Regions from separate parts of the Homo sapiens genome. Here region 2 is linked to region 1. The links are chromatin loops, found by intact Hi-C in ENCODE. Cell type or tissue: CD14-positive monocyte. All regions are shown on one strand. Links, peaks and the distances in the headings refer to the core of each region. The heading gives the core; the rest is flanking DNA.

Region 1 (5,270 bases), core at 1-5,000:
TAATGTTTGTAAAAGGATCCATTTGGCTGCTGTGCAGAGAAATAGACAGGACAAAGTAAGTGGAGAAGCCAGGATACATACAGGAAGCTATGGTCATTGTCCTGGTGAAAGCAATCCACAACTTGGGCCTGGTAGGGACAAAGGTGAAAAGTTGCTAATTCTACATGTATTCTTTGATGGATTGGGCATGGAGAGGGAGAGAAAGGGAGTGGTCAATAAGATTCCAAAGTTTTGGGCCCAAGCAATTGAGTAAAACCGTGGTGACTTTTACTGAAATAGGAAAAACTGAGGTGGGTCAGTCTGGGGCAGGGGGAAATATGAAATTCCATTTGAGAGCTGTTAAGTTTGAGATATCTATTATATAATCAAGTGGGTATGTCAAGTAGGCATTTGTTGGTTTTTATAATTGTATTAGTCAGGGTTCTCTAGAGGGACAGAACTAATGGGATAATATATGATATATACATATATATGATATATATATATATATATCAATTGTACCCCAAACCTCAGCATCACATAATATACTCATGTAACAAACCCACACATGTATCCCTGAATCTAAAATAAAAGATGAAATTATAAAAAAAGTTATATTGAAGCGTGAAATATTGATTACAATTTTGAAGCATAAAATATATCGATTATTATCATGGTTATTACTGAGTATCAACTTGATTGGATTGAAGGATGCAAAGCACTGATCCTGCGTGAGTCTGTGAGGGTGTTGCCAAAGGAGATTAACATTTGAGTCATATATATATATATAGATATAGATATATAGATATAGATATAGATATAGTTTAGTAAGTATTAACTCACACAATCACAAGGTCCCACAATAGGCCATCTGCAGGCTGAGGAGCAAGGAAAGCCAGTCTGAGTCCCAAAGCTGAAGAACATGGAGTCTGATGTTTGAGGGCAGGAAGGGTCCAGCATGAGAGAAAGATGTAGGCTGGGAGGCTAGGCCAGTCTAGTCTTTTCATGTTTTTTTGTTGTTTTTTTTTTTTTCTGCCTGCTTTATATTATAGCCATGCTGGCAGCTGATTAGATGGTGCCCACCCAGATTAAGGGTGGGTCTGCCTTTCCCAACCCACTGACTCAAGTGTTAATCTTCTTTGGCAACACCCTCACAGACACCTGCAGGATCAGTGCTTTGCATCCTTCAATCCAATCAAGTTGACACTCAGTATTAACCATGATAATAATAAATATATTCTGTGCTTCAAAATAGTTGTAATCAATATTTGACACTTCAATATAACTTTTTTTTATAATTTCATCTTTTATTTTAGATTCGGGGATACATGTCTGGGTTTGTTACGTGGGTATATTATGTGATGCTGAGGTTTGGGGTACAAATGATCCCATCACCCAGGTATTGTTCACAGTACCCAATAGTTATTCAACCCTTGCTCCCCTTCTTCCTTCCTCCCTCTAGTAGTCCCCACTGTCTACCATTGCCATCTTTATGTCCATGAATATCCAATGTTTAGCTCCCACTTATAAGTGAGAACATGCGGTATTTGGCTTTCTGTTCCTGTGTTAATTTGCTTAGGGTAATGGCCTCCAGCTGTGTCCATGTTCCTGCAAAGAACATGATTTTGGTCTTTTTTCTGGCTGCATCAAGTAGGCATTTGGATATGAAGTCTGGTGTTCAGGAGAGTTTGGGGCTGGAGACAGAAATTTGTAAGTTATCAATATCTAAACTAGTGCTAACCAGTAGACATACGAGGCAAGTTACATATGTTTTCTAATAGCTATATGTTAAAAAGTGGAAAAAATAGGTAACATTAATTTTAGTAATGTTTTATTCAACTTAATACATCCAAAATCTCATTTTATTGTATAGTCAATATGAAAATATTATTGTGTTGTTTTACATTCTTTTTTTTATAAGTCTTTGAACTTCAGTATGAATTTTACATGTGTACCACATCTTGATTCAGACTTAATAGCCATGTGGCTAGTGGCTACTGTGTTGGACAGCACAGGTCTGGATGGTGTTTAAAGCCAATGGACTGGATATTGAGAGACAGTATAGATAGAAAAGAGAAGAAGCCCAAGAGACCCGAGGACTGAGCCCTTGGAAACTGCAGCATTTAAAAGTCAGGAAAAAGAAGAGGAGGATCCCCAATAGAAGAGAAAAAGAATAGAAATGCTGTCTTGTTAGGGGAGCAGGATATGGGTGTATGCATTTATCAAAACTGATTGAACTGCACACTTAAAATTTATGCATTTCACAATATGTAAATTATGACTCAATTTTAAAAAGCACATTCTAAAAATAGAAGAGAGAGAGAGAGAGAGAGAATCAAATGGAGAAAACAGTGAGGATGGTGTGGGGTTCCAGAAACAAGTGATCAACTACGTCAAATGCTGGTAAGAAGTCAAGTGAGATAAGGACAGAATTAACCAGAGAATGGGCAATGGAAGGTCATATGTCACCGTGGCAAAAGAAGATTTGAGAGAGGGGATGAAAGCTTGATTAGAAGTTCATTCGAGTGAGAATGGGGAAGCTTCTGGTCACAGATGGCTGATCTAACATGTGATTTTACTTCTGCTTCCCCTGAAACCTGACTAAATGACAGTAAATGGAATTTGTAATGACTTACTCACACCCCTGCCCCACTCTAACATGTACAGTTTGGAAACTGGAAAGCATCTAGGGAAGGATAAATGACTGAGATCTATGAAAGCTGAATTCCTAGTCAGCACTGGGGAAAGCAAGGAGCAATTTGTCACCATAGAACCCGCCAAAGGCTCAGAAATCTGTAATACAGGTTCAACCAAAAGTGAGGGGTGTAGGTGGGCCTGAGAACTGTTTAAAAAGCAATTTGATACCCAGATCAGGGTATCAGCAATTTGATACCCAATGTCCAGGAGGGACATTAATACAATGAAAGGAAGCTTTTGGAAGTTAAAAATATGAAAGCTGAAACAAAAATCTCAATACAAAGACTAGAAGGTAAATTGAGGAAAGTAGAGCAAAAAATCAAAGAGAAGGAAAACAGCAGAGAAAAGTAAAAAAGAAAATTAGATGATCAGTCCAAGAGGTCTAACATCTCAATGATAGGAATTACAGAAAGAGGGAACAACAACAAAAGAACATACATGAAGAAACAGTCAAAGGAAAAATTCAAGGAAATTTCCAAAGTGGAATGACAGGAATTTCTAGATTAAAAAGGCCCACCGGCCAGGTGCAGCAGCTCATGCCTATAATCCTAGCACTTTGGGAGGCCGAGGCGGGCGGATAGCCTGAGGTCAGGAGTTCCAGACCTGTCTGGCCAACATGGTGAAACTCAGTCTCTATTAAAAATACAAAAAGTTAGCTGGGTGTGGTGGCGGGTGCTTGTAATCCCAGCTACTTGCGAGGCTGAGTCAGGAGAATCACTTGAACCCGGGAGACAGAGGTTGCAGTGAGCTGAGATCGCACCATTGCACTGCAGCCTGGGAGACAGAAGGAGACTCCGTCTCAAAAAAAAAAAAAAAAAAGGCTACCAAAAACCCAGCATAATGAATGAAAGCAGACCCATAATAAGTCGTCTCATTATAAAATGTCATAATATCAGGCCAAAAGAGATGAAAGAATAGGTCATATACAAAGGATCAAGAGTAAGAATAGATTTGGATTTTTTAACAACAGTGGAAACTAGAAGTTAATGTAAAACAATGTTTTTATAATTTGAGAGAAAACTATTTCTGCCTTAGAATTTATATACACAAAGTCCTAAGTGTGAAGATAGGCTAAAGGCATTTTCAGACATGCTAGTCCTCAAACATTTACTTTTTATAGTTACTGCTGGAGCAGTAGCACGATGAAGGAGTATGTCAAGGAAGAGGATGACATGTCCCACCAACAGTGGCTCCGACTCAAGAAAGAAGGGACGGGAATCGCAGGATGTAGGTGACGGGGATTCCAGGGTGCCAACCGTGCAGCGGCCTCAGAGAGCAACCTGAGCAGATCGAAGCAAGTCTCCAGAAAACATAGCTCCAAAAAGATGAAATTGATATATTTGAACATATGGGAAGAACATCCACACTTCTGAAGAGGACTGGGGTCAAATTGCTGATAACTGCTTACATAGCTAAGCAAATTTTTAAAAAAGAATATTAACTTTAGGGAACATCGAAAGATCTTAAATAAAAAGTAACCATGATTTATCACATGGCTTGGTTGCAAGTAGTCACTTTTTCATAATAATGAAAACACTGAATACTGATCTAACCATAAAAATACTTTGACTCTATGGGGAGATGGGGGACTGGAAGTGTACATGTGTGTACAGATGTGACTAGGAAGGGGTGTGGGGAGTGCTGAATCCACGCATTCCTTAAAGAAGTCAGGATCATGTCCAAAACTTGGAAAATAATAGAGAGGAAGCAATACAAGAAAATTATTTAGAATTATAGCCATAATTTTTTTAAAGCTAAAAGACTCGAGGCTGGGCTCCGTGGCTCAGGCCTGTAATCCTAGCACTTTGGGAGGCCGAGGCGGGCGGATCATGAGGTCAGGAGATGAAGACCATCTTGGCCAACACGGTGAAACCCCGTCTCTACTAAAAATACACACAAAAAAAAATTAGCTGGGTGTAGTGGCGGGCGCCTGTAGTCCCAGCTACTTGGGAGGCTGAGGCGGGAGAACAGCGTGAACCCAGGAGGTGGAGCTTGCAGTGAACTGAGATTGCGCCACTGCACTCCAGCCTGGGTGACAGAGTGACACTCCGTCTCAAAAAAAAAAAAAGACTTGATCACAATTTCTTGGGAAGTGAAAAATAGGGAGAAGGAATGAAAAGTTGTCAATTGCAGCACTTTTTGGCTCTCTAATCTATGCACCTATATAAATTTGATTTAAAAGTTTAAAACTTTTTTCAAAACATGGAATGATGATATAAAATGAAGACAGAAAGTATACAGCAACACTGTCCAAAAGAAGTTTCTTCAATGATGGAAATTACATCCAATATGATAGCCCCTTGAAATGTGACTAGTGTGAGTGGGGAATTAAATTTAGAGGTTTATTAAATTTAAATCAATTTACATTTAAATAGCCACGTATGGCTAGTGGCTGTTATATTAGACAGTGCATCTATATACAATGGCCTGCTCCTATCTAGAATCAACTTTCCTTTTATAATTGAGCCTTCTTTCTTCTTCTAGTTTTTGTTTGTTTGTTTGTTTGTTTCTAAGCATTATTTATTTATTTATTTATTTATTTTACTTTCTCAATTTTTATTTTAGGCTCTGTGGTAGTTGTGTAGGTTTGTTAC
Region 2 (5,508 bases), core at 312-5,311, 52 kb after region 1:
TTTTTTTTGAGGCGGAGTCTCGCTCTGTCCCCCAGGCTGGAGTGCAGTGGCGCGATCTCAGCTCAGCTCCGCATCCCGGGTTCACGCCATTCTCCTGCCTCAGCCTCCTGAGTAGCTGGGACTACAGGCGCCCGCCACCATGCCCGGCTAATTTTTTTTTTGGTATTTTTAGTAGAGACGGGGATTCCCCGTGTTAGCCAGGATGGTCTCGATCTCCTGACCTCGTGATCCGCCCTTCTCGGCCTCCCAAAGTGCTGGGATTACAGGTGTGAGCCACCGCGCCTGGCCCATCACCCCAATATTTCCATCACAGTATGTAGACACTCTGTGCCTCAGCCTTTTGGAAACACTTTGTCTCCCAAATATTCTGCTTTTTTCCCTTCCAGGCTTTCGAAACTGCCACTGCCTCTGCCTGATACATTTTCCTCCTTGACCCTCTTAACTCCTGCTCATCCTCATGTCTCACCTTAGACACCTCTTCTTTCTGGAGGCCTCCTCGAGCCCACAAAGAGTAGTAGCAGGGCCTCTCTTGGATGCCTCACAGAGTCATCTCACCTCAGGCATAATATTCATCACACGATGCCCTTCCCTGTTTACATGTCTGTCTTATCCTGTAGACCAGAAGTTTCCCAAAGACCAAATCAATGCCCTCTTCACCAGTGTCTCTGTAGCAGCCAGCACCGGGATCTGTACAGCACATATTTATTAACAACTGCCTCCAAGGCTCAAACCAAATGGCATATTATGTCCATAAGAGCAAGATTTGGAGAGGAAAGCTTGAGACAAAGACTTCAATTTCTTGTGTGTTCTTATTAATCAGATGTTATTTACACACACACACACACACACACCTGTGAAGAATGCAGGCAACTCCAGCATGGTGACTTTTTGGGCCACTGTGGATTGTGTGGGTTCTAGTGCTGGCTCCTCCATGCAAGAGCTGGGACACCCTGTGCAATTCCTTCAGTCTTTCTCCATCTGCCCAAAGAGCTGCCTATCTTGCAGGATTATTGGACAAATCTGGTAGTGAATATAGATTGTGGATCTTAAAAATGACGAACAACTATATAAACATAAGGAATTATCATATACTGCTTCTCCTCTGCTTTTCAAAGAAATCCCCTCGCAATCTTAGAGTTACACAACAATAACCTCATTGCTTAGAAAAAAAATTATAACAATAATTCCTTGCATTAGGATCATAGCAAATGTCTTCAAAGTACTTTCAGGTCCATTATCAAATTAGATCCTCATTAACGGGTAGGAAAAGTAGAAATTATTATCTCTATTTTATAAATAGTGAAACTGAGACCCAGAGAAAATGTGATTTACCCAGGGTCATGTAACTGTGACACAAAGCTTCAGGAAAGAGTCTTCAGGGCTTCAGTTTTCTAGTTGGGCTCCGCTTTTGCCATATTGGACTTCTCCTAAGGATTTCAACTCTGGAATGTTTCATCTTGCATGCCCTCAAATACCCACCCCCCAACACACACACACACACACACACACACACACACACACACACACACAGAGAGAGAGAGAGAGAGAGAGAGAGACATGCCCCAATCTCTAGGCAATCACACAATCTCAAGTTCACAGAAAATTCCATCCAAGAAAATACTTGCATCCAGAGAGAAACACAATACAGACTCCTCCGTGTGCACCCAAGCAGTTGGGCAAAGCATAACACTTAGTTCTATATAAAACTAAACCTCTCATTTCAGGAAGTAATGGAAAAAAAAAATCAACCAAAATTTCTGCATTGAGATAATAAAAATATCTTTTGTTATTCCTTAAAGGCAGATTGTAGATGTACTACATGTTAATTTGCTGTCAATTTATTCATTTTTTAAAATATAATCTCCTCCAGTCAAGGTGGATTTAATTCCATTTTCATCTTGTGTACTTCCTTTCAAGGCTTGGTAATTTCTTTTCTATTTTTATCCATTCCACTTTTGCTTCCTGTCAATTTTTATATCAAAATCTGCTTCAGTTCCATTTGGCAAGGTGCAGTAACAAAAATACTTCTCATGCTTTAATGTTTAAATTTGCCATTGCACTTTAATATGGTTCTCTGTTTGTGCCAATGGCGTAACGTCAGCTCTTTCACTTGGCACAGATCCTGGACTTGCAGAAGGCAGGAGTTCGATTTCTATAATGGTTCTTCATCACTATCTGAAATTATCCTTTTTCCTATTCATTTAGTGTGCATTGCACACCCACTATATGCTAGACACTGTGTGTGTGCAGCAGGAATGCAGCTTACATAGGAGATAAAATAAGACAGCAACTGAAAAAATGCTGGTATATGATGTCAGCACAGGTGTTCTGAGGAAGACCGTGCCCCTGCCATCATGCAGAGGAGGAGGGAAAAGAACTGGGACACATACCAGTCACTAGAGGCCATGAGATTTTTCTCTTATCTGAAAGAAGAATATAAACTCAATGTGTCACAGACTGAGGCCATTCTGCAGCCACTAGGCCATGCGACATTAAGCCATAGGACACAGGTATGATTGGCTAGAAGCCTGGTCCAAGAAAGGGCCCTGTGGGAGTGCAAGGGACACTACTTCACCACTGAGACCACAGCCATGGATACAGACTCATTTTACCAGCATTTTGAACCACCTGTCATGCCACAGGGAGTGTCAAGAGCTCAGGCTCTGGAATGAAACTACTTAGGTTCGACTCCTGGCACTGCTACTCATTACCCATGTGCCCTGTATGTAACTAGTTTCCTCACCTGTAAAGTAGGTCCTTAGGATAAATAATTGAGTTGGTCAATATGAGTAATGGTTAGAACAATCCCTGGCACATAGTGAGCACTCAAGGTATTTGTTATCGTTTCCTGGTTTTGTTTTTTCAGGAAGTGAAACCCACAGGTTCTGTGGCTCTGCAGTGCCCTCTCTAGGATGCTTTTGTGGATGTGCAGTGGCTCAAGGTGCAGCAGGTAGGACAGAGCTGGGCAATTTAGCTGGTGCCAAACACAAGTGCACCATCTTACAGCTGCCCCCCATCCCTATAATTGCCATATCACCCTTCCCAGTCACCAGGGCAGGCCATTTTCTTCTCACATTGGGAAGAGAAGCACAGAGCAGAGTAACTGCCTCATAGAAAACACACATGAGAGAGTCATGCTGTCAGGGTTGAGGTTTTAAAATAACTTGCTCAAAATCATATGTCAGGCAAAAGCCAGAAGAGGAATTTGGACCCAGATCTGTCCAGCCTCAAATGTCTTCCCTCCCCACATTTCATCACAGTTTGAGGTGATATATAGTGTATACATATACACATATATCCTCACACCCCAGGGTGGACTTCAAGTTCACTGTAATCACATTGCACCTGTATGTAATATGGGGGTGGGTGAGGAGTGTGCAGAAAATCATACAGTCTCTTTGGCCCCAGGTACAACTAGAAAAATATTAGCAAATATTTTATTAGTTTCTACTTCGTCACCCTCTCATATACCACACCTGCCTCTCTCAGGCTTATCTGTCTAAATGAACAAGTACATTCATTCATTCCTTCTCTAAATGATTTTTTAGTACCTACAATGTTTTAGACACTTCGGTGTATAGGATAGGCAAAACTGTCACGTTAGGAATTTACATTCTGTTGGTGTCGGGGTGGAAGGGAAAGGCAATAAACAGGTAAACACATTAACAGGTAAGTTAATTCCAGATTATGATGGGTGCTATTAAGAAGATAAAATAGGGCAATGGCATAGAGTCATTCTTCACTCAGCAACCAACGAGCCTCTAAATAGCACTGTACTTGCAACAAGATCCAAACTCCTTTCTGTGTCCTTCCAGGCCCTCCATGATCTGACCTCCCTCCAACTTCATGTCCTGCCATTTTATTTTCCTCCTTCAGTAGTGCCCAGTCATCCCAGCTTTCTTTTTGTTCCTCAAAATATAAAGTTCTGTTTCATCTCCAGGCTTCACACCTGTTGCTCTCCTTTTCTAGAACATTCTCCGCCCCCACACTCTTCCATGCCCCAGCTTTTTGAATGATTGATACATTCTCATTTTTTTCTGCCAAAATACCACCTCTTCAGAGAGTCTACAACCATACCATTCATTCTCTTTCCTTTATTTTGCTGTTCATCTTCTTTATAGCACTTACCATTACCTGGAAGTGTCTGATTTATTTACTTTTTTCTTTGTCTCCCTCTCCTGCTCATGCTTGCAGACTGTAAATCCACGAGCGCAGGAGGTCTGTTCCATTCACAGCTGTTTCCCCAGTGCCTAGAACAATGCCTGGCACATAGCAGGAGTTTGCTCATGAATGAATGAAAGCATATTCATGCACCACAGCCAAGAGACAATTCTGACAATCAGCAAATGGGACAGAGCTTCAAAAGACTGCCCTGCTAACACCAAAAATCTTCTACTTAATAAGCCCAGGAAGCAAAGACTGTGTGAGAATACAAAACACAAATAGCATACTTAGTCTTCAGACTCCAAGGGTTCCAAAATCGGTAATAATTTGGAAAGCAGCTACATAGGGCTTAGAAAGGGATGTTCGTAAACTGCCCTTCCATCCTTGAGACCATCAAAAGAAATGGTATTCTGGACACCCTCCTAACCATTGTTATGGATGTCAAAATAAACACAAAACAAAATATAAAGCCAGGGATTGCTTTTCTAACACAACTTATTTACCTATTTTTTTCTCTTCCCAGAAGAAAGATAAAATGAAACTATATAATTGAACATTCAAGGGAGTCTGTGGATTTGAGAAAAGCCATAGAATTCTAGAGATGAAAGAATTTTTTTTAAATAATATGTGTTTTAGGACCAGAACTCTTTGTTCAAACAAGGTCTTAGGCAGAACATAAGAGAAAACATAGGTAAAAAAAAGATGAAAGCAGAGGTGATCTGGTTAAAGTCAGGGAGCCCCCTCACCCTACCCAGACATTTCCCTGGGTTGCAGGCATAAGGAGCACAGAGTGAGACCTGCAGATGTGGCCTAACCCTGTTATTTCACAGCCCATGAGAAGGAAAATGCCAGCCCACATCACAAGAGCAAATAATGAAATTTCAAAGCTAACACTCAGAGCTGAGCCTGCACATCTTTTCAACTAAATCATAGCAACCTTTCAAAAGAACAGAATAATATACTTAAAGAGAGTTTGCTTGTCTGGGCTCACCAGGCTTCTTCTGAGTACAACTGCATCTTGTAAGAAATGTTTTATCTTCTGTTAGTGATGGCACTGTATTCTTTGTATTCTTTCCAGCATGGCTGGTCCTCTCAGCCAGGCTCATCCTGGACCATACACCCTCTCTGTGCTTTTCTTCTCTAACTACTCACATTTTTCCATGAAGTCTGGGGTTAATGTTAGGCTTCTTTTCTAAATCCGCCTTACTTAAAAAATTGCTATACAAAACCACTCCACGCCAAGTATCTTGCAGGATTCAAATGTTCCCTAAAAGCAGTGAAGAGAGACATGACCCAGAGACTTGTAAAGCTGTGACAAAAGCAGGCAGAGCTCAGCTGAATGCA

What was found. Peaks named below come from ENCODE experiments on the same cell type or tissue, not always from the same donor. Only the 100,000 strongest peaks of a DNase experiment are listed, where the experiment ranks them.
Region 2: a loop joins it to region 1, with 2.1 times the contacts of the local background. A loop is called at or near these places in 11 of 110 quality-filtered maps.

The regions. Positions count from the first base shown.
Region 1 is chr12:47,353,957-47,359,226 of GRCh38, forward strand. The region is part of intron 1 of LINC02416 (long intergenic non-protein coding RNA 2416); the gene reads left to right. Among named protein-coding and RNA genes, the nearest start is that of LINC02416, 2.8 kb to the left of the region's middle. In CD14-positive monocyte, for the core only: no CTCF peak of the experiment used is centred there; a DNase peak (open chromatin) is centred at 2,565; H3K4me3 peaks cover 1,259 bases; H3K27ac peaks cover 2,801 bases.
Region 2 is chr12:47,405,565-47,411,072 of GRCh38, forward strand. No RefSeq gene overlaps it. Among named protein-coding and RNA genes, the nearest start is that of LINC02156, 6.7 kb to the right of the region's middle. In CD14-positive monocyte, for the core only: CTCF peaks have their summits at 2,932 and 3,131; a DNase peak (open chromatin) is centred at 2,887.